Regions from separate parts of the Mus musculus genome. Here region 1 is linked to region 2. The links are chromatin loops, found by intact Hi-C in ENCODE. Cell type or tissue: left cerebral cortex. All regions are shown on one strand. Links, peaks and the distances in the headings refer to the core of each region. The heading gives the core; the rest is flanking DNA. Region 1 has its middle 7.7 kb from the start of Mef2c. Region 2 has its middle 18 kb from the start of Gm33217.

Evidence for each region. Peaks named below come from ENCODE experiments on the same cell type or tissue, not always from the same donor. Only the 100,000 strongest peaks of a DNase experiment are listed, where the experiment ranks them.
Region 1: a loop joins it to region 2, with 2.5 times the contacts of the local background. A loop is called at or near these places in 2 of 42 quality-filtered maps.

Annotation. Positions count from the first base shown.
Region 1 is chr13:83,511,150-83,522,998 of GRCm38, reverse strand. It overlaps a transcript of Mef2c not described here. Among named protein-coding and RNA genes, the nearest start is that of Mef2c, 7.7 kb to the left of the region's middle. In left cerebral cortex, for the core only: no CTCF peak of the experiment used is centred there; DNase peaks (open chromatin) are centred at 2,006, 4,559 and 4,859; H3K4me3 peaks cover 1,169 bases; H3K27ac peaks cover 4,278 bases.
Region 2 is chr13:83,368,291-83,380,139 of GRCm38, reverse strand. No RefSeq gene overlaps it. Among named protein-coding and RNA genes, the nearest start is that of Gm33217, 18 kb to the right of the region's middle. In left cerebral cortex, for the core only: no CTCF peak of the experiment used is centred there; DNase peaks (open chromatin) are centred at 3,564, 3,825 and 6,643; H3K27ac peaks cover 848 bases.

The DNA of each region.
Region 1 (11,849 bases), core at 1,399-9,398, 140 kb before region 2:
GACAATAGTAGCCCATAGAAATATCTAGCTAATTAAAAATATTTTCGAAAGTATATGTTTAACCCAGTAACTGGCTGAATTTCCCGGGAAGCTCTCCAGTAGGCCTGCAGAGTACTATTTTAATGCAGAGGGGCATTGTGCTTCAAAAAAGCCTCCTGCCTCATTGTGCTGTTTGAAGTTAGTAGCTTCTATCAGAGCAGTGGACTCAACATTTAAGCACCCTCCGAAGGAAGGCTTCATTTGAAAGCAGAAAGTTGTTTTTACAGGCAAGTTAAACTACATGGGAACAATCTTCAAACCTCTGGCTCCTTACCACTGAGACTATTAATTAGTACTGCGATTTTATTACAGGAAAGCATGACAAGCTGTCACAGAGCACAAGCTTTGTGACATGGTGGGTTTTTTGTTTGTTCTGCTTTTGAAAATGGTATCTATGCTATATTGTATTTGCTCCTCTTTCACATAGCAAGTGTGACTACCATGAGTTTATATAAACAGAACGGCATGTTTAGAGGTACAAGCTCTGAGCTTAGACATGCTGCATGCTAAGGCATACCTAGATATGGTGATATAAATAAAAATTTAGATTATTTTTAAGGTTTACAAAGATCCTCACAGAGCAAACTATAAGAAGGACCAAGAGAACTTATTCTCATAGTGCTTTAAATTAGTATAATGAACTATAATGGCCTATGTTACATGACAGAATTGATATAGCCAATACATGAATTCAATAATGCTCTTCTCCTTAATTATAGACAAAGTTTCTACTTACCACAGCACACTTCAGTTTTGATTTATTTTCCTTCAAAAGGAAACTTTTATTTTTCCCCACCAGGTGTCAAAGAATTGTTTAGTAATAAGTATTGTAACAAACCCGTATTTATCAACAATATTGTAAACATTTAAAAGTATGTCCAGTCCAGGTGAGGATGATTTGAAACTTTGGGTCTGGAATGTATTACAGCTGGCCTTTGAAAAGATAAGAGTTCCCCCTTTGTATATTTAGCTTCTTAATGATGTGTGAGCAAAGTTAAGATTAGTGTTAGTTTTCCTCACAAACCTTGTAGCTGAAGTGGAAAATAAATAAATATATATATAAGTAAATAAATAAGTAAATAATTTAGTAGTAATCCATGAGATTGTTAATCCAGAGTGTGTTTTATATTTGTCTTTAAGTAATGCCAGACACACATTATCTCTTTACTTTTATTTACCTAAACTGGTGATCCTTGCTACCTAATGGTATTCATTTTTCTTGTGTAGGAAGTATTTTGTTCTAGATGTTGAGAGACTTAGAATGCTCTATCCAGTTTGGGATTTGTGGTTGTAGATGTGACTCTGTGGCAGAGCACTACTAACTTTTTTACTTATGGTTTGATAGTTTACATTGAAAACACTAAAAGTGTCTTCCTAATAGATAAATCCTTTCTAGGCCTCGGTTTCCTGGTTTGCATGAGCTCTCCAATTTTGTTCTATGCTTGAAAATAATCATAATTATTATATCTTTTATATCAGTGGGGAGTGAAGCTAAGGATTTAATAAAAGGAAACTTTCCTTTAATAAAGAAGATGAAGTGATGGCTAGAATTGACCTGCCATTAAACCACCTTTCTCCTTACCTCCCTCTCCCTCCCTCCCTCTCTCTCTCTCTCTCAATCACTAACTCACTTCCTCTCTCTCCTTCTCCCCCCTCTCCCCTTCTCTCTCTGAATGTGTGTAATCACAAATATTCCTTTCATTAATTATTATAAGTGCTTAATTTTAAATATAAATAAACATTAGTTATCTCATCCAAGGATTTATTTCACAATGCATTTAGACACCTGAAGTTACAGAGAGCATGGTGATCGATTGTTTCAGCTCAAAGCTAACATTCCAATTTCTGTTTTGAGCCATCTTACTTCAGCTCCCTTTCTTCTGCCTCCCTACATTAAAGCAGCAGTCTACGAAAGCCCTATGCACTGGGTCTGCCTGCTTTTAAGCCTGGCCCACGCTGGGTGTAGCTCTTGAAGTGAGCTTTAAAAAATTATTTTAAAGTGAGCTGGGGCGGTTGCCACAGCAACCTACCCTGAGATGAAGAAAGGATATAGATTAATCTACCCCTCAAGATTATTCAAGTGTATAGTATTTGTTCTTCAGCCAGAATACTTTCATCATAAATATAATTGAACATGAAAATTTAGAAAAATAAAAATCCGAGAAACATGGTAAGATTCAAATTCCACAATGTAAAAGATATTTTAACCTCTTTGTAGTTTGTCCTATGATGATGTACATGGCCACCTAGGAATCAGCTTAATTGTAGTAGGCACTTGCAAAGGTGGCCCTTGGAAGGTTTTAGGAGCTCTGAGCAACCACCATGCCACAGCACTGCACATATCATAAAGAAGAGCATGGCCATTTAACTGTATCACTGTCACACATGCCAACATTTTAAATAAATACTTCAAGACAAAGAAACTGGTGGCTTTCCTTTCGTGGTAAGTTTGTGGCAGACGATAAATGTGAACACTCACCCTCTGCACTTCTTCACTGCCACAGCCATTGGCCTTCCACGCTTCACTTCATCTCTCCAGAGGTTACTTCACAGTTTTCAATGCTTTTGTTGGCACCTTAAAAGTGTGCAAGTATATTAAAAAAAAGTAGTTATCTTCTTTAAAGCTGACATTAGATTCCGGTAGATGTGATTTAAAACTTCTAAAGTGGCAACACTTATTATTTTAAAACCCAAATAATGATCAATTGTAATAGTGCCTATAACTTTAAAAGTAATAGTGCACACTTTTTTATATTTCACAGATTCATGAGGTACAGTGTTATTCCAAGCTGACCACACAGCACGCAGACTGAATTGCTAAAGAATCTGTACTATACAAAGGATTTGTTATATCAAGGAAAGATTTCATTGTAGGGTTCATTTCCTACATAGGGAGCCTAGCCTTATCTTTACATTTCTACCTTTAATTTTTTTATATCCGAATAAAAATTACAAGAAAAAAGTAAAGTAAAATTCATCATTAATCACACTAGTAAAATTTGTCAAACAGGGAGATATTTGGAATAATATCTAAGTAATGATTTGTAATAATGTCTAAACTTTTTCAGCAACAGGCTCATTTTACGCATTGCTTAAAGACCCACTTAGAATGCTTTGGGATTGTCAGGCAGTCCTGGCACATGCCTTTAATCCCAGCACTTGGGAGGCAGAGGCAGGTCGATTTCTGAGTTCAAAGCCAGTCTGTTCTACAGAGTGAGTTCCAGGACAGCCAGGGCTATACAAAGAAGCCCTGTCTTGCAAACTTTGGGATTAATGCTGTGGCTTCATCAATGTATATGGAATCTCTTAGTAACAGAACCTTTTCTTTCCAAGCAGTCTTTAGTTGTGTAGAGCATAGAAAAGCGCTCCTGTGTTCTAATCTCTGTCTCAGACTAGGTTTCCATGGCTTTTGTACACACATGAATATTTCCTTGGCTTTAACGTAGGACTAGTACCCCCACCCTACCCCTCAAGGACCAACCATGGCTCAGCAGAACAGGGACCAATATCAGTTTTCCCAATTGTCTGAGCAGGACTTTTCATAATGAGGAGTCATTTAGAAAACCTCCTCATCTGGGTTGCCATCCTTATAATTTATTTTTGATTATATTGTGTCAGTGTCAGAGAAATGAAGAATCAGGGTAGTATTTGTTTTAGGGTTATGGGAACTGAAGGACTTATATCCTTCAAGCTCAGGCCCACCATGCCTTAATCTCAACTTGGTCTGGTACTCAGACCCAAGTTTTCTGACACATCCTTTTCTCTCAGTTCTTGCTTGGCTTTAATGTATATTATTAAGTTGGGATCACGATATATCTCCTAGGACCTCTTAACCTTACTCTTCACGAAATAAAGTCTGTAATAAATTATCTAACACCCCCCTTCCAAATTCTCCTCTACAAAGTATGATACATTTTTTCTTCTTCTTCCCTTCTATCAGTAAGTGCAAATAAGACTTGATTGGTAATTTGCTTATAAGTGTGCGGCTGACTCGAAAGCATCTATGGGGACAGCTAAATTTAATGGGACTTTACATCTTCTCTTCCCATTGTTAAATGCTTATTGAAACACTGGTTCTACTCCATTTCATATCACAGGAGACCTGAAATTTAAGGCGTAGATTTCTCCCTTTAACCCTTTCTTCTAGAGACCTTACTAGGTCCGTGCTCTTTTCATTTTAACAGATCGTAACCAGGGGATGCGATGGAAGTTTGGGGTTAAAATTTTCCTCTGGCATTTGGTACCCACTTCTTTGTTTGTGAAGCAGAGGGGCTGGGATTCAGTCCGCAGGGCCCCATAAAGAGCAGACAAGGGACGCCTCTGGTTTCAGCAGCTCACTCGACTGAGTTATTGATTGCAGGCAGAAGCAATCCCTCTGTCTGATTTGTGTTGAAAGCTGACCCGCTGGCTGGGCGGACTGGAGAGGCACAACGGCTGCAACGTCACCCAATTACTGCTGGTCCTCCCCTCCGACATGGCTCTCCCCTCCTATCTGCTCTTCTCCGTGGGTCGCAACTTCCTCCCACCCACTTTTCTCCGGCAGACGGAGCTGAGGGGGTGGGGACTCTTTCCCCGGCTAGTTTCTAGAGCTCCCAGGCTGCTAGTGTGTGTGTGTGTGTGTGTGTGTGTGTGTGTGTGTGTGTGTGTGTGTGTGTTGAGGGTAGAAGGGGGGGCGCTGCGTGTGCCACGTGAGTGAGCCCCGGGACGGGCGGAGGAGGCCAGAACTGCCAGAGCGGGCCTGGGTTCACAAGGGTTGGGCATGATGTCTTCAACAGCGGGACAGGAAAGGGTGTGCCGGCATGCTTTCGGCTGGAGAGTCTTGGTTTGGGAGAAAGAGACTGGTGGTGTGCTGATAAAGATGGAGCGTGATGGGCTCCAGAGAATGGAGGAGGGCTCAAAGGCAGTGGGTGTGCTTTGGAAACGCGCGGTGGTGGCGCTGGTGGAGTTTCTAGGAGGGTCTGTTTTTTAGGATCCCAAGAACATTTCTTCCCAGGAACTGGAGATGAGCTTTGAGAAATCTCCATAAACATGGGGGGGGGGGGGAGGGGCGGGGTCTGGAAAAGGAACCCATCACCCACACAGCTCACAAAGTGCTGGCATGAGGTCTGTGAGGTCTGCGTTTCTGGCTACCTGGTGCATCATAAGCACTTTGCAATCAGGAAGAAAAAGAGGGTCTTTGGGCAGGTCCAAACTCCCTGTCCTATAGCATCCTGGATTTGTAACAAATCTTATAGACTAATAGGAAAAGAATCATGGCCCCAAATTAGCTTTAAACTCTAATTAAGCCCCTAGGTTCTCAGAAATATTTTTAAAACCTTAAAGCCAACCACTAACTCCAGAAGGTAAGCTACCTCTGTGAGTATATGCAGGTCATGGTATATTAAAGATCACAAAGTAGAAAGAGAACTAGGATGCTAAGGAAAATTCACAGCAAACCCGAATGAGAAGACTTTCTTTCCTCTTGCACAACTTTCTTTTGTTACCACTTGGAAACAGTGTTGGGATATTGTGCAAAAATAACCATCAGGAGATGCAGAATCTTGTGAGGTTCTTTGCTTGTCTAGGGTGCTGAACCAAAGAGAGCAAGTGTAGTAGAGAGGATACATCAATGGTTTAGACCACAGGGCTCTACACCTCTAACCCAAAGAAAGATGTGTGTTCCCTACAAATAGGATAGATGCTAGACTAACACTTGGCCTTCCAAGTTAATCAAAACTAAAAAAAAAAATTATTCCTTCAATCACATTGTCCATATTTTAACTGCTAAATAGGCCTGTGTGGGTAGTGGGACCTCTGAGGTAGGCATAAAAATATGCCTTTTATTACATGGAGTCATTCTGCCATAGTTTTAAGGGAAAATATTCGCTTAAAACTGCATTATGTTATGTTGATAACAGGCAGATTTCTAGGATAGTCTGCATTTCTAAGGAAGTATATTACATCACATTGGCAGCAACGTGAAAAGTTTTAAAGTCTGAATTTTAGTGTCTTGCCTGCTGAGAAAGATACTGGGAAATACCCAGTCCATGTACCTTTTTGTTGCTTTTAAATAAGGAAGGTGGGTCAAACTCAGAAGGCCTAAGTGATCCACATCTCTAAAATTGGAACGAAGCTTAAGTCTTCTGATGGGTTCAGTATCTTTTCTGTTGACCAGGACATCTTGGCTGGCTTGGCCAGGGAAACTGACTGTACTAGAAGGTGCCTTGATAGCTTTTAGGTAGTTTTTTTTTTTGTTTTTGTTTTTGTTTTTTTTTAAGAGAGAATGCCTCTAAGCATTCACCCTAGAGAAAAATGCATTTCATAAAGGATAAGCTGCATGAGGACTAACACTGTCTCCCAAACCTAACCTGCACGATTGATAGTGTCAGACAGCCACATAATGCTTTTGCAAAGAGAACAATTGAGATATAATACTGTGTTTACTTGTACTTAAAACTTATGCAGAACTAGCATTATGCTTTTAAAATAAATGGTAAGCAATATAAAAGTAAAAGAAAAAGGTGTTATCTGAGGTGAGACTTGCTAGCCAACTATAATCCTCCTCACATTTGGTAAAATTATCTCATTCACTGACTTCACAAAGGAGGGATTTGGTCTGAAATGTTAACAATGTAAATAATGAAATTACAACTAATACTACATAAGATGGGTAATAAACAACCAGTGCTATCAGATTTTAGACTGAGCATAAACTTTGGGACTTCAATAGGTTGCTAGGGGATTCATTTTGCTGTATCTGTTCTTTACAATTTTCATTGTTAGCTCATGTGAATGTTCATATTAATTCTGCCCATTTATGGTACATTTATGGTAATTAACCCTTAATGAAGATGATCTCTGTTCACATCAACATATTCACTGATGGAAAATAATGCTAAAATGATCATTCTTTTGAACATTGGACTGATCCATATTTGAGCTAATATCTATGTCTCATGTCAATTTACCGTTTGCTCATGTTTGAAAGGATTCTTGGCATACTACCTGAAATCTAAGATGCTATATGAAAATGCCTCAGTGCTCTGCAGACAATGAAAGTCTCAGCTTCTCCATAGCTGTTCAGCTTCTCCATAGCCTACAAGTGAAAAGGCTGATGGGACTCTGAAGTGAATATAGCCAAACATCAACTGAGGGAACACAGGCTAACTGATCACTCACACCCCAAGCTTCTTGCTCGGTGACTTGGTTTCCTCAGGTATACTCCACATGTGGACTCTAGTGTGATATCATCCATGCTTTGCTATGAGGAATGAATGAGCTGCTTGACAAGGAACAGGGCTGAGAAAACAAACTGCAGTAATTCTGTGAGAACAATTCTCACTTCCACACTTCCAAGTCCCTACTCACTCCTGCAGTGGTTGTCATAGAAAAGTAAGTGGGTCATCAGAGACTTGAGGATTGATTCAGGATGGGGACAGGTCTGAAATTTTACCTTTGAAGAATTGGAAATCTCTCTAGACTTAAAATCCTGTTTTCCTGGGTCAGGTTGACTTTTTCACAGGTGTGTGGTCTCCAGGCTACTTTTAGCCCTCGTGGCGGCTGCTCTCTGCTTGTTAGCTGCCTTGTGGCTGAAAACGCACCAGATGCTCCAAGCCCATCCTTTTCACCCCAGTTGACCTTTGGAATGCAGTTGTCGGCCAAGAAGACACTGATATCCCCAGTCTCCTGCTAGCAGATTCTTTAGGGCAGTGGCTGCTCAGATAGTCTCCTGATGTCATTGCAAATGTCTGATGGCCATCTATGGCAACTAGACTGGGCACAGGCCTCCTGGGAAGGGGGAACTCATGGAATGCCTAATGTAGCATTCTGTTCAAGAAGGATCTAAGGGCAGTACTCTGTTCTGCTGCATGTGTGCTAGATATCACTTCTGCATTACACTATACAATATGAAAAACATGGCCTCTCTGGACTGTTAGTAATGTCTGGAGTGGGACACTCATTTGTCTATTGGTATAAGTATATATTACAGAAAAACCCGAATCAGTACATTAAAGAATTTTTTATGAAGTGTTCATGGTAACATTTTTATTAAGAGAAAAGGAGTCTAGAAAGAAGGGGCTAGCATGACAAACTGTGTTCCCTCTACCTTTTAATGTAATTTTGAATGATTATTATATTTATAAATGAGAGTATATATTCTTTTAAAATATCTTATTTATAACCTAAAAATTTAAGTTAAGCAGAGTAATTTAAGAAACTTAAATTTTTTGTTAAGATAGAAAGAAATATGCAAAATATCTGCTTCCAATAGGTGTTAGTTCTATGTAGATTGTACATAGGTATATACATAATTATCCTAATATTCTCACTTCCTAGAAAGAAGGACATTTTTGATCGTTTTGGATGAAAGTTTCCTAAATATTTTTGGAATACGGTGATAATAAAGGCTAAAATGTCAACAACAGAAAGAAAATAAATGTAAATCAGTGGCTAACAACAGTCTTCTTGCTGGTTTCGTCTTTGAGCCAAAGACCCAAACCAATAGATTTGACTCGCCTTTGCTCTATTTATATTTGAGTCTTTCAAAGCAATTATATTTATAATCTAGGTGTAATACTTGAGATATATACTGAAAAATTCAATATTTTTAGTATGTATATAAAATACTTCTCATTTTTATGACCACTTGCTACATTTTAGATTGCACCAATTACTCTATAAATGTTATTACTTTTATCCAGACTACAGCCTTTTTAAATGCTTTTATTATTATCTCTATCTGATAGATTTTAAGAACAAAAATGTAAACTAATGCCTTACTTTGTCTGCTCAGATAGTCCATAAATGTCAAAGGACATGAAACCAGGCTTATTCACTTCCAAAACTCTGTTCTTAACTATGATACTTTTGGAAAATCAAATTCAGCAGGGATTGATATAATCACACAACTGGAATAACTTCTGAAAAATACATCTATTCACAGGTTATCTGCTTCACAGTGGCTACTCCCAGGCACTAGTCACTCACAGGTATTTTTGCTTGAGTCCCTTAGAGGTCTCCTTAGAAATTTGCTTTGTATTCTTTAGAAGCATCTCTGTGCTAAAGAATCAGTGTTGTTATTGTTGACTTTTGTTGTTGTTGTTGTTAAAAGTAAATCTAAAGCACATGTTTTAAATAAGGTGAAAACGAGGATTTGATCATAAAGCATCAAATGTTTGACATTTGGACAATAAGCAGACATTGAACTACAGATAGAAAAGAACAATTTCAAGCTTCTTTCTGGAAGGAATGTATAGCCTTTGAAGACAGAGGTTTGATGTGCAGCATTGGCCAAGTCTGGAAGTCAGTGCTACTAATCGATAGGTATATAGGAGATAGGATAGGAGAGGTATATAGGAGATAGGATAGGAGAGAGCCAAAGGCAGAGAAAGGTAAACCTGACAGGAGATTAGAACCCAGATTTACCAGAGAAGATGGACCTAGCCCTAACAGTTTGCTGAAAGAAGGATATGAAATTTTATTTTTGCCTGGCCTATAGAAAATGTCCAATAAAGTATTCCACATTTTTATTTCATCTTCAACTGTCTCTCATGCCCCTTAGAAACATATTACTACCAGGTACTTAATGATATTTAAAACATGTACTCTTTTCTCTCAGGTTTTGTACTTTAACTATGTCATTTCATGATTTCATTTGATATTTAAAATAAAATATATTTATGCTAGTATGTTGATTAAATCAGCACATATTACACTAAGATAATTCATATTTTATGGGTGGTAATATTAGCCTTGTCAGTGCTCTGGAGAATATAATTTTCTTTTATATTCATACTAGGTTTTATCAGATTCACATAAGTGAGGATAATGCTTACCTAGAGTAAGGATCGATGATTGTGTATTTTGGTTATCTCAGAAACCTTGTTAAGTTGCTTAATGAGTGAATAACATTGCATTTGGACTTAGGAGTCTGCACATAAGTGCACAGGATGAGTCATTTTCTACAACTCTGAGATTTTTGGCTCCTATGAAGTCAGAGATCTCCCCTGTGTCCCAATAGCCATGTGATGTCACTGAGACTTGTCTGGCAGTCGTGTAACATCACCAAGGCTTGCCCACTTATGCCCTTCCCTTCATTCACGTTCAACTTGCCCTTCTTTCACCTTGGACCGCTCATCTCACCCAGTAGCACTTTTAAAATCAATAACAGCTCCATTGTGAGTGTCTCTACTTCTTTTTGCCTTCTACTGATGTGACTTACAAGGTCCTTTCATCCTCAGCAGCCGGGTAAGCCCCAGAATTCCCATGGATTATATTTTATCAGAATCTGCTGCTTCCACTGACTTATCCACAATACACTATCAACAAATTACCTCTTTAAGTGAATATTTTTAAACTTTTAAGAGAAAAACCAGTCCATACATTTCCTGCTGTGTTTCTAAAGGGGCTTTTATGGCCTCAAGTCCATTCCATTGACAACCACTTAATAGTACACAAGGAAGTAAGGGCAAATGCACAGGAAGGACTTGAGGAAAAAAATTATTGCTTCTGAAAATGTTAGGTTGGAAGATGAGCTCTCTGCCAGCTCCTTGAAAACCCATGCACTTGCCCTTCAGATTCTTTAAATTCCCATCCTGTTTGCTTCTCTCTCTCCATATATATATATATATATATATATATATATATATATACATGAGTGACACACCAACTAAATAAAAAATGTGTGTCCTTTGTGTTATAGCTTCGATGTTCTCATTTAGCTTACTGCATGTATATTCCTTTTTATTAAAAGTCATTAGATGTAAAATTATTAGTTACTCAGTAATTTCTTGAAGGGAATTAAAGAACCCTCTATAATAAGCACTTTTTCTTGAACAGAGGGCATACTATTTAGGAGCGTTGAAAGGTCAAAGGGCAAAATTTGTTATGCCTTATCTCTATCTTCTCTATAAAAATCACAAATAGATAACTTTTTGTCAAAATAAGATAAAAATGGAATAAAATGAAAATGAAAACAAAATACTCTCCAACTTTGTGTGGTCACATAATATGAGTGACTGGAGAGATTTTTACCAGGCCAGTGAGTTTTGTAGTAATCATCATCATTCTGAGGGGACTGGAAAGAAGAGGGCTTGTCTTGTGTCAAAAATTTCATGAGAAATTTTTGCAACATTTTTTTTCTCTTGACCCCTTTAGCAATCAATAGTCAGTCAACGTATGGCTTCCCTCTTCTACTTTCTCTTCTTTTTCCTTTTCTCCTCCACTTCATCCCTTCTATTCTTTTTATTTCATCCTTCATTTTCAGTTATAAATTTCTTCTCAGTTGTCAGTACAAGGGTCCTTTCATATTAATGACCAAGTACCTTTTCTGTGTAGAATTATTTTCATTTTAGAACTATGGGATAGTTCTAATAATTTTTTCAAGTCTTTTAAAACCACAACAGATTAAATTCCTCAACAAAGGTCTTATACTGAAAATATTGTTATATAACTTATGTGATATTTTTCCTATTCATCACTATAATGATGATTCATAATGAACAAAAATGGTTTGTTTCATATATTGTCTGTGAAAGATTTATATTTACCATCCATATGTTCCTAACTCAGCCTTACATAGCTTTGAGAGTCTAGTCTATGTAGCCTATGGATATAAAACAATTCACCCAGAAGAAAATTAAGCCCACTGCCTCTCCAGATCAGCAGTAAGCATTCTTAGAGTGTTCACTGTCTGTCTTCTTTTGCTAAAATAACTTTCCTGAAGAGTTAGTTGAAGCCATTTTGTCTACTTAAAACTACATTATTTAGTGTCTTAAATTAGTATAAGACTTGAATAAGATCAAGACTTTGCTCATTTTGAGGGATATTTA
Region 2 (11,849 bases), core at 1,808-9,807:
GGACCCCAACTACTTACAGCTGATTTTTTTTTCCTTTAGGAGTTTTCTTTAGGAGATTTGCTGCTATAACTCACACACAATTTAGAGATGTGTTTACCCTGCCCATTTATAGCTGATTACAGCAGCGGCTGCGCTCTTTAGGGGTAACAAAGACTTAGGGCGGTTAATAAACAACTTGCTATTGTTTTTATTTTCATTGTGGTAGGATGAAGAGTCTTAGGAAATCTTTGAAAATTATGTTTGCCTAGAGACAACAATTTAGCAGAGCAAGTTGTTTGGCAAGTATTTTGAAGCAAATGGACACAGATACAAGTATTTATTGTGCTTATAAGTTTTGTTTTGACTGTAAGATACACAGCACCATTAGTCAGTAAATCAGAACTTGGAAATCTGGCAACTGTGAATAGAGTTGGCTGCAGTATTAAGAGAACAGGGATTAGCATGTATGTGAGATTCCTTTTATGATAAATTATCTAGCTCCTGGCTACTGTATATGAGCTCTATTAACTGCCTATAAATTGTTCATCATAAAATCTAGTTCATTCATGTTAATTAGGCCAAGGCTTTTAGAGTTTTCCCTCCTCCTCTCTGTGAAAGCCTAGGTTGACAGGAGAAGAGCTGCATGAGAATATCAAACAAAAAAAGAGTCCTCTGCTAGCCATGATATGCTCCTGCAAAATCTAGGATTTTTCTTAAAGATTTAGAGTTAGAATTGCTTTAATTTTTGAACCTGTGAAAAAGTAAATCACTCTATTGTAGTCATAGAAGATTCAGAAAAGCCAAAATAATTGTATCATTTTGATGTAAATTCTGCCAATCTATAATTTATAATAAGGAGGTGTGTCTATGAAAGAGGTGTTTATATCCACTAGAACGAGTAAAGAGTAAGCACACTCCAGCCATGCAAATGGATAACCTCATCTTCTGCCAGCACAGCTCTGTACATCAGTCATTTTGCATTTTGTCTGTGAAACTGAGCTTTTATGAAAAATTATCTTTGAGGAACTCCTGCATTTGTTGCTGACCACCTTTGCTTTTTTTTTTTTTTTTTTTTTTTTTTTTGGTTTTTGTTTTTTTTTCATACTCTATTTTGCTTGTTGCAGTACTCACATAGGTGATAAACTGGCAGGCAGTGAATGTTATGTTTATATTATCTCATAGTTTGCATTGCTAACAGGCTCCCTTGATACGATTTAAAGTGCATCCCTAATCAACTCTCACACCTTGCACTCCCCTTACAACCTCTGCATTTTATGAAGAGTAGACACGTCATGCCCCAGTTCTGGACGCCAAAGTGGTTGTGACTTCAGGAAGTCCCAACAGTCAGAGTCACAGGCTGAGTCAAGCTCTGTGATTGCTCCCCTGAGATGCAGTTAGCAAGCCTCCCTGACAGAGGCCAGAGGCAAAGAACAGTCAAAGGCTAGGAATCTGTATGTTTGCACACATCCCCATGCTTAGCACCCATTAAGGTGCAATTAATAAAGTGCAGAGACCTCATGGCATTTATGAACCCCAAATAATAGCACAAGGTGGAGGAGGAGGAAGAAAATTCAGCTCTAACCAAAGGGAAGCTGTGCATGTTTAAAATAATGAGATTTTCTCTTATGTTACTGTGCATTTTCCATTTTAAGTGTTAATATTAGCAAACAGTTAAAGAAATTGTAAAACAATTCGGCAAATGATGCTTACTTTCCAAGATCATTTGGACACATTAAATTTGATTCCCTCTTTCAAATTTGTATCTCAGCTCTAGACTATGCTCCAGTCCAGCTTCTGGGTGATTTTCGCCACTTCTAGGACATTGCAGAACACATATGAGTGCATAGGTGTTCATTCTAAATCAGATGTTTAGGAAGATAATGCATTTCTTTGCACTGTATAATAGCAAGGGCACTACAGCAGACTGACTTAGAAGGACTGTGGTTCAAGTCAGTATGTTTCAAACCAGACTACATTACACTCAGAAGACTTTATAGTGAATACCTTGGGCAAAAAATTGTAGTAGATTTTAAGAACCTTCATTTTCTGTCAGTTGAGAGATTTCATAAATTAAGCTTAGCTATTTCTTCCTTTTGGAAAGACTAAAATGAGAAGCTATTAAAGCATACTATTTCTTTAAAAAATTTGAATTAAATGTTTTCGTTTTCTAAAAATATACATTATCATCTTTTCTTTATCATCACTACCATTATCACTGTTATTAAAGTCAAACCTCAACTTCTCATGGTCCCAATTTTTACTAGATAATTCTGGTGTGCATGTGTGTGTGTGTTTTGTTGTTGTTGTTGTTGTTAAGAGCTAAATGGGGAAAAATGAACAAATGTGAGATTTAAGAATGAAGTATCTCTGGGTGTCACAAAGTTTCTGACACCCGGGCATGCAATAATCTCAGCCCAGTACTCATTTAATTCCAGAGGAAGAGTCCATTCACTGGGTTGGCAGACTCAACGAACAAGTATTTGTCTAAATGGAAATGGATACCATAGCATAAGAAATTTATGCAATACATTCTATGTAAAAATCACAATTCAGATGGTATAAATTTTCTTATAGTTAATTATTTGTTTTTCTGTGTATTGGCATTTTTCCTAATTTATTTTCTCTAATTATTTCTAAAATACTCCATTGTCCCTGTTACTCATGAAAATGCTCCATTTATATGTTAACTAAGATATTACAGACCAGGCTTGTGTGTGTGTGTGTGTGTTTCCCACTGCAAATTAAGGGCGTGTTTTATTTCTGCTGTTAGCTCTGATGGGATCGATCCTATATAGATCACTACTTTTAAAACCATAAAACAACTTTGGCTTTTCAAATTTTCATGTGTGCATATGGTATGCATGTGTATGTATATGCATATTTGCATGTATGTAGGCACATATGTGTGTGGTGTGTTTGCATGTGTTCACATGAATTTTTGAGGGGAAGTGGTATGGTTGAACATATGTAATATTAAAGCAGAATGGAAGAATGCTGCAGTAGAAAGAATGGAAGTAGTTGGGCTAGAGAACACCAAAACTCTATTCAAATTCATTCTTTCACTTTTCCTGACAAAGTAGCTGAGCTAGCTTCTTAACATCAAAAGAAAAATCTCCTACTCCCCACTTCTCAGTTAATTCCATTAGAAAATGCTGACTTTAATTATGAAAGGTGGCGATTTTCTTATTACATTTAATATTTTAATGTAGAAACAACAAATTGTTAGAAAAATAGCTACATTGTAGAAAGAGTTTAAATGTACAAAGAGTAGAAAGATATGAAAAACAGCCAAAGATCACATTAAATGTGAATCAACAAAGCCGAGATGGGCGTCATTTAAACCTTTGGGTGGCCTTTGAAAGTCATGAGCCAGGAGTACAGAAACATATACTCTCATCTGCAAAAGAAACAGCCTTGACATTGGCTATTAAGGGCATAGTTCCTTTCTCTCAGTACCAGCTCAGACTGAAGCCTGAGACTTGGAGCTTACTCACCACAGAGGAAATATCATGAGTTATTTGCTCGCTCTGCTGCAACAGTCCTGGCAAGCCTGGAAGTTATGTTGAGATCGTCAAATCTATAGTCCAGGATCATCTTTGTGAATCATGAAACCATATGCCACTGGTTGTCTGAGCTGAAGGAGAAGAGGGGAAAAAGGACCCCCTTCAATATACCCCAACTCCAACCCGGCAAATCTCATGATACTATCAAACAGTGCCAAGGGCCATTTGACCATCTTATACCTTTTCCATCCATGCATTAGGAAAAAAAAAATCTTTGCTATTGCTTGATCCATGTAAAATACCAGAACTCCTGTAGTGCTAACAAGGAATAAAGATCTTGCACCAGATGGTGCCTCTTGTCTCCATCTATCTCTAGCCCAAACAATCTGCCAGAGTTTTGAAGAAAAATGTGATGCGATCGTGTTGCAAAGTATATGAAGAAACAGTATGAAAAGTAATCTGGCTGAAGCAATGGGACCCAGAAGGGAGGGCTTATTATCGGTCTTTGGACCCGTGGATTAGGGCAATGCTATCTATATTTCGACTGTAAAACAAAAGACAAACTGAGATATGGAATCCTGCTAATATTTCTCTTTGTGTCTTGGCAACATACTGATAGTAAATACAGTAAAAATGTTAGGTACTTAAATCTGGGTATTTTTTGATATAGTACAAAATATTTCGATGGTTTGAACAAGTATTGCCAAAGACGAAGAGTGCCTGAACTCTATACTTACATTACTTTTTGATACTAATTATTGCTCTTAATATAGGCAAATTATCTACATTATAGTGTACCACAATCATGGGTACAGCTATATCCCTTTTGCAGAACATTTTAAGTATTTTTTGAAATCTTCTGGATGAGTTGCGTATACATATGTGTGTGCTTGTATTATGTATTTGTGGTGTGTATGTGGGGGCATTGTATGAGATTTCTATTTTTCTATGGGATTTCAGAAGCAATAGTGTTGTTAAATACCCTACTGTCATATGCTTTGATCACAGTTCCAATACTTTGCTATCAATTTTATCAAATATCTATGTCATTTTTGAAGTGCTTTAAAGAAAAATATATTTAGTAGTAGAGAAAAGAGGTCTTTTCTAAAAGTCAGTCATTGAGGGCATAACAATTAATACTGTCTCTATACGAACAATTTAAATAATAAACCTAGAAAATAACTCTGATTAGACAGTAAGTAGCTCATTGGTGTTCCTAGAAGTGTGGTCTGGAGACTGATGGTGATCAGAAAATTAGCAGACATTGGAGATGAGACAATGCAAAAACTGAGCAACAGAATTTGGAATTTTTTACCAACAGCTGTGGTAGCCAAGCATGCGCTCCTTTACCCAGCACTTCATTGTGTTTTAGTTTACAAAATACCAACCCAGGGCAGATTGTGTGAAATGAAGCCCACTCACGCAAATAAATAGTTGAGACAGAGAGTCTACAACTTCATCATTTCATCGAAGAAAGACTAAAATAGAGACAATGGCCTCACCCAGGAAGAGGGTCTATAGCCTTCATCCACTTACATGTTAACCATGATCAGGAGCTTTAGTGGCTCTTATGAAAAGGAAAGAATAGCTCTTGGCAAAATTGTAGTGACGAAGGAATAGGATGAAGTCACAGATTGAGTGGGATGCATGACAAGAAGGCACATATTGCCCATACCCAACATCGGCCTGGGTGATGGAATCACACACAGAAACTTCAGCGGCAAGGAGGCTTCAAAAACACCCGGCCAGAAAAATAATTCTGGCTTTTTAGCTTTGCACTAGCAATGGAAAAACATCTATTTACAAATTCACAGTGAACCATGAAAGACTGTGGGCCTCAACCGAAGAGTTCAATATTAGAAATTTAGAACAGATGGGAAGCTCTTCCCTATACATTTACCGAGAAAGAGAAATTATCCTCTCCATATTTTCCAGTGCTAGAGACAATACGATTTGCAATCTTTCCTTTTTCTTTACTAGGTTGATGCTACATAGGAATGAAAGGACAAAAGCCTGGTTGTTCCTAGCTTCATGGGTCACATGGTCACTTTTCAAAGCTTTGAAGTACTGCCCTGGCTAGGGTTTGTAGAACCTGAGGATAATAAGGATGATATGATATTACTAAATAAAATTATAATTAAAATTTAAATTCTCTCTCTGCTAGTAACATTAGAAATGAGTATTGGTTAGATCTTCATATTAGTTCCATAATATTTTGATTTCTTTATTAACCTTTTAGTGGAGGTCTAATAATATTCTTAGTGATAACTATATTAATGTTATAGTTTTTATTACATTATTTCTTGATTTTATATCAATCATTTTGTGAACATATAGCATTTTTATAGGATATAATGATGTCCAGTACATATAGCTGTGTCTATTGTTGCCTCATAGACACATACACCCCGCCACACACACACCAAAACAGAAAACAAACAAACAACAACAACAATAACAAAACAACAACAACACAGAACTCTTCCAGATGATCTCTTCTGGTTTTTTGATACAGTGGCAAAGCAAATGCTTTTACTCAGTTAAGAATCCATATTTCTAGATGCAGGAGACAGTAAATCTCATTTAAAATAGAGTAGAAGTTGTTTACTTTAAAGGTATTTATCACAGATATTTTGATTTCACAGTTGGAAGGAAGGACTTGTCGTTTTGTCTTCTTTAATTGAGTACTTAACTCATCATAAGTTGTTCAAGAAAGAAGGCACATTCTATTTATCATTGGACACTGAGATGAGTAGAAAGAAATGTTGCATTTCCATGTACTGTAGAAATCCTGCTGCATACTGACTGTGAACCTACTGTTGAATAAATACTTGGGACCAAATCAGTGCCTGATAAATAAGTCCTTTTAGGCTATTAACAGGTACAAAAAGTTTATACACAACAAAACATTTCAACTTCCTTTGTTAACAAACAAATTTACTGAGAAAGAGAAATTATCCTCTTCATATTTTTCAGTGCTAGAGACAATACGATTTGCAATCATTCCTTTTTCTTTACTAGGTTGATGCTACATAGGAATGAAAGGACAAAAGCCTGGTTGTTCCCTTTCTTCTTGAGCACACTTTTAAAACTCCACTTTGCCTCTCTACTTCATATCATTTTTTTCTTCTCCATGCTTGGGCATCCTTTGGTGAGCAGAGTGCTTTTCTCATGTTGCCATCTATTGCGGCTGTCACATGGTGTGCTGGATGCTTCAACGGAATCGCATCCTATTCATCTACTGTCAGAGGTGGCAATGCAGCAGACAGGGATGTTTGTAATTGAAACAAACAAAGCATGTGCTGTTACAGATTTGTATGCTAAACCTTCACAACAAAACTAAGCAGCTATTTGCTTTAAATATGTCAATTAACTGTTACTAATGTACAGTGCACTTCTGGGTTAAGGATGATTGATAGTTACACGCGGTGAAATGTTCTTAAACTAGAGTCAGGAAATGGAAATGTAGGAAAAGGAATGAGCCAGCAGCTGACAGCACTAGTTACAGGTTTCAAAACAACACTTGCAAGCCATTCCGTTATTGTTTCTTTCTTCCTTGTGCAGTCTGTTAGCCAATAATACACTAAAAAAGTTTTGGAAAAGAGAGAATGTTGTAGTGTGAAGTAGACATCATGGGCCTAATCTTATTTGTTTCACTCAGGCAGAACGCTTAGAAGCACAGTAGGAGTTTTGCCTGAGTGAGAAGAGGAGGCTTGTCTCTTTTAAATACCCATCAATGGATCTGTTGCAATTACAAAACTAATTAAAGGGAGAGATGGCTTTTCCCTTAGTTCCAGTGGTCTTTCTCAGCAAACAGTCACTTTGTCATTTGCTCAAGACTCACACTGCTCAGTAGAGAGACACAGAGACAAATGTTAACACAAGGTTACATCTCTCTATATATGTGCAAAAACACTTTTACATGTAAGACTAAATAGTAAAAGAGAAAGAGGTTATGAATTCAAAAGTGGGAGTACATGGAGAAATAACTGGGAAGGGTTGAATAGAGGAAACAAGGGGAAACTGATGCAATTCTATTTCAATAAAAATGTATTAATTTTCGTGGGAACTAAACTTACAAAGAATAAAAGGAAACAGAGGAAATTAACATTTTACACACATACATATATACATATATATATGTATATAATCATACAATCAACAAGAAAATATAAAATAAATGCCTTGCTTATAATTCATACTCTCAGCATATGTTAATATAGATAAACGACATCTCAAAAACCTGGTCATCCTCCATTGCTAGCATGGGACAGTCCAGATCCATAAATCTCTATCTGATAATTGCTACAGTGTCTGGCACAGTACTTTGGGTACTCAGGGAAACCAGGATATGCATCTTGAATCAACACAATGGCCTGATTGCTGCCCAGTTTTGGAAATTACTGTTAAAGCCTGCCATTTTGTTGAGATGATTTAAATCCAAGAACTCGGCCAGCTGACATGATTTAACAAAGCTAAATGTAAAACTCTTTGTGCCACAGACACTATCTATGCATTCTTTTAGTCAAATACAAAAGGAAGAAGAAATTTTCTAGAAACCAAATTTAATATTGGAGTCCATTTGATGTGCATCTTTAAATGTGCACATGAACATTTTAGTAAGTCATTTCATATTCCCCTCAATACACACACACACACACACACACGGGAATATTAATTGATTTTCTTGACAATGAAAGAAACCATTGTAATTCAGTATTTCTTATGTGTGACAGGTGGGTGAATGTGTAGCAGTAATGTTAAATCGAGGTAACAGAAGTAACATAATGTGATTCCTAGTTCATTCATATTTGAAGAAGCAACCTCAGCTACGAACTATAGTAAGTTGTTATTTAATGAGGTATCTGAAGTACCCAAGGTGTCTGTAGACTTATTGACTTGTAGAGAACTGTGCTAATGCACACATAGCTTGCTATCTCAGGTTTTGTCTTGCCTCTACAGGCTTAATTTACAGGCTTTTGAGCCATGGAGCTTTCCAGTGGGGTCAGGTAGTGAAAAAACAAGATGCCTAGGGGCCACTAAGGTTCAGGCAAATAGATGGAACTAGAAAATATCATCCTGAGCAAGGTAACCCAGATCTACAAGAATATGCAGGATATGTACACACCAATCAGTAAATATTAGCCATAAAGTACAGAATACCCATGATACATCTTACAAAGTGTGTGAAGTTTAACAAGAAGGAGGACCCAAGTGAGGATGCTTCAATCCCACTTAGAAGGGGAAACAAAATAATCATGGGATTCAGAGGGAGGGAGGGACCTTTGTATAAGAAGGGAGGTGGAGGAGAAAGGGGGGGACAAGATTAGGTATAGGGGGGGAGACAGGAAAGAAGCCCAAAGGTACAGGAGTCTGAATGGAAATTTTTCTGGATGTGGAGGGTGGGGGCAGAGTGAACCTCTAGAAAGTCCCAGAGACCTAGGGTATGAGAAGCTCCCAGGACTCATTGGGGATGACCTTAGCTAAAATGCTCAACAGTGGGGAGATGGAACCTGAAGAGACAACCTCCAGTAGATAAATAGGGCTCCCAGTGGAGGGACAGAAACACTCACACATCTTCAATATTTGTGACCCAGAATTGTTCTTGTCTAAAGGAAATGCAGGGACAAAAATGGAACAGAGACTAAAGAAATGGTTATCCAGTGACCAGCCCAATTTGGGATCCATCCCATAGGCAGGCACCAAACCCTGACACCATTTCTGATTCCATGTTGTGCTTGTACACAGAAGCCTGACATAGCTGTCCTCTGAGAGGCTCTACCAGTGCTGACTGAGACAGATGCAGATACTTACAGCTAACCATTAGACTGAGGTTGGGGACCTCAATGGAAGTGTTAGGGGAAAAACTGAAAGAGTTGAAGTGGATGACAACCCCATAGGAAGAACAACAGCATCAACTAACCAGGACCCCTCAGAGCTCCCAGAGTCAAAGCCACCAACCAAAGAGCATCCATGGGCTGATCCATGGCCTTAGACACAGACTACCTGGCCTGGCCTCAGTAGGAGAGGATGAGTCTAATCCTGTAGAAAATTGATGCGCTGGGGAAGGGGGATGCAGGATGAAGTGGGTGAGGTGGAGATAGGTGGGTAGGTGAGCAGCCTCTCAGAGGCAAAGGGGAGAGGGATGGGGTGAAGAATTCTGGGAGGGAGGACCAGGAAGTGGGGCAGCATTTGGAATGTAAATCCATAAAATAACTTAATAAGCAAAATAAAATGAAAAAGAAGAGTAGAGCCCTGTTACTTGTCAGTCTCTCAGTGCACAGGTGCTTTCTTGGCAGTTTCTTCCATGTTTGTTCCTCAAGCAAGACTCTTCTTGTACATGTCATAATTTCAGACTCTTTTAGTGACCTTGACTTCTGTCTTTTCTTGTCCCCTTCAGCCTCAGCAGCACTACCGGGTTCCTACTATGCCCTCAGAACCTTGTTCAGTAAGTTCTGTCTCTGTGTAACCAGATCTTTGGGTTACATGTCCCCCTAAATTTTAAATACTAAAGTGGAATATTTTCCCCTTCTAGTTTAGCTGTGACTGATACAAAAAGATTGATTTTTTTGGAAACAAAACGAGCACAGTTCCTATTGAATTATTAAGCAGATTGTTATGTGCACTCAGAAATAGGCAGTGAGTGTTAAGAGCCAACAAGAGTTTCTTAGGAGCGATCATGACCAATTTTCCTTTATTAAATTGGTAGTTGAAGAAATGTTGGCATTCATACATGAGTGAGGCCTTTGAACTGATCTCTCATGATGTTCTTGTGGTTAATAGACACATGTGGGCTGGATGATACAGCTTTAGCCAGGTTTATAGGCTGAAGAAAATACCTAGAGGGAATCATGGCTGCCTTTCAATATTTGAAGAGGGATTAGATTAAATCTTTGAAACACTAGAGGCTGGAGTCAGGATCAATGTTTGAAGTTCAGGGAATCTGATTTTGGCTCAATAAGTGGAAATGCCTTCTAAGAATTAGCCCTAGAAGGAAGATGATTTCTGCCCCTGTTTGTGTTCAGGGGCTCATTAGGAATGAAGGATAGGAATTCTTGCAGTGGGGAAAACTTGAAATATATTATCCCCAAAGTCACTACCAACCCTAGAAACCCATGAGTCCATGAATGTAGCCATTCTTGTTTCATATCAGCATGACATCACACTTAATTCTCCACAGACTTCAGAAGGAGCATTCACGGTAAAGCACATCACTGACTTTACAAAGAAATACTCAAGAATCCTCTTATATAAAAGGACAAATACCAATTTACACGAGAAAGTTAATATTTCCTTTTGAAAAAATATTTTGAGAAAAATTAGGAAGGGTATAAAACAAGCACAAATGAGTAGTATTAAATGATAATTGGTGGATATGTGTTTTATAAATAAGATATGAATACAAGAAACTTGATGTTTTTACCAGATATACTGAACCTGATAGAAGAGTGAGTCAGGTATAGCTTTGAATGCACTGGCCCAGGAGCTGACTTTTTGAACTAAACACTGTTAACATAGGCACTAATATCAACAACTAATAAGTAGGATCTTGTGAAACTGAAAAACTTTTATAAGTCAAAGAACACTGTCATTCTCACAATTCAGTAGCCTACAGAAGAGGAAAATCATTTTACCAACACCACATTTCATAGAGGACTATATCCAAAATATATAAAGAACTCAAGAAGCTAGACAACAACGAAACAAAATAACCAACTGAAATGGGGTTCAAATCTAAGCAGAGAATTCTCAAAAAAGGAAACTCAAATAACGGAGAAACAGTGAAATGTTCAACATCTTTATCTATCAGGGAAATGAAAACAGTGTTGAGATACCATCTTACATCTATCAGAATGGCTAAGATCATTAACACAGGGATGGTTTATCTGGCAAGGATGTGGAATAAAGATCATTCACCCATCGCTGGTGGGATTCCACATTTTGTACAGCTTCTGTACCACATATTGGAAATCAGTATGATGTTGTCTCAGAAAACTGGAAATCAATCTACCTCTAGATCCAGTTATTCTACTCTTGGGCATATATCCAAAAGATACTCCATCTTATCATAAGGGCACATGGTTTGCCATGTTCATTGGTGTTTTGCTCATAATGACCAAAAAATGAAAACCACAAAACATAGATGTTCTTCAATAGATGCCATTAAAAACTGACATCATGAGATTTGTAGGCAAATGGATAGAACTCATTCTGAGTGAGGTAGCCAAGACCCAGAAAGATAAATATGGTATGAATATGCTTATATGTGTAAATTAGCCATTAAATAAATTACAATCTGTAAACCCAAGAAATTTAGACAATGAGAAAGGATCTGGTGGGGGAAATATAGATCTTCCTAGAATGGAA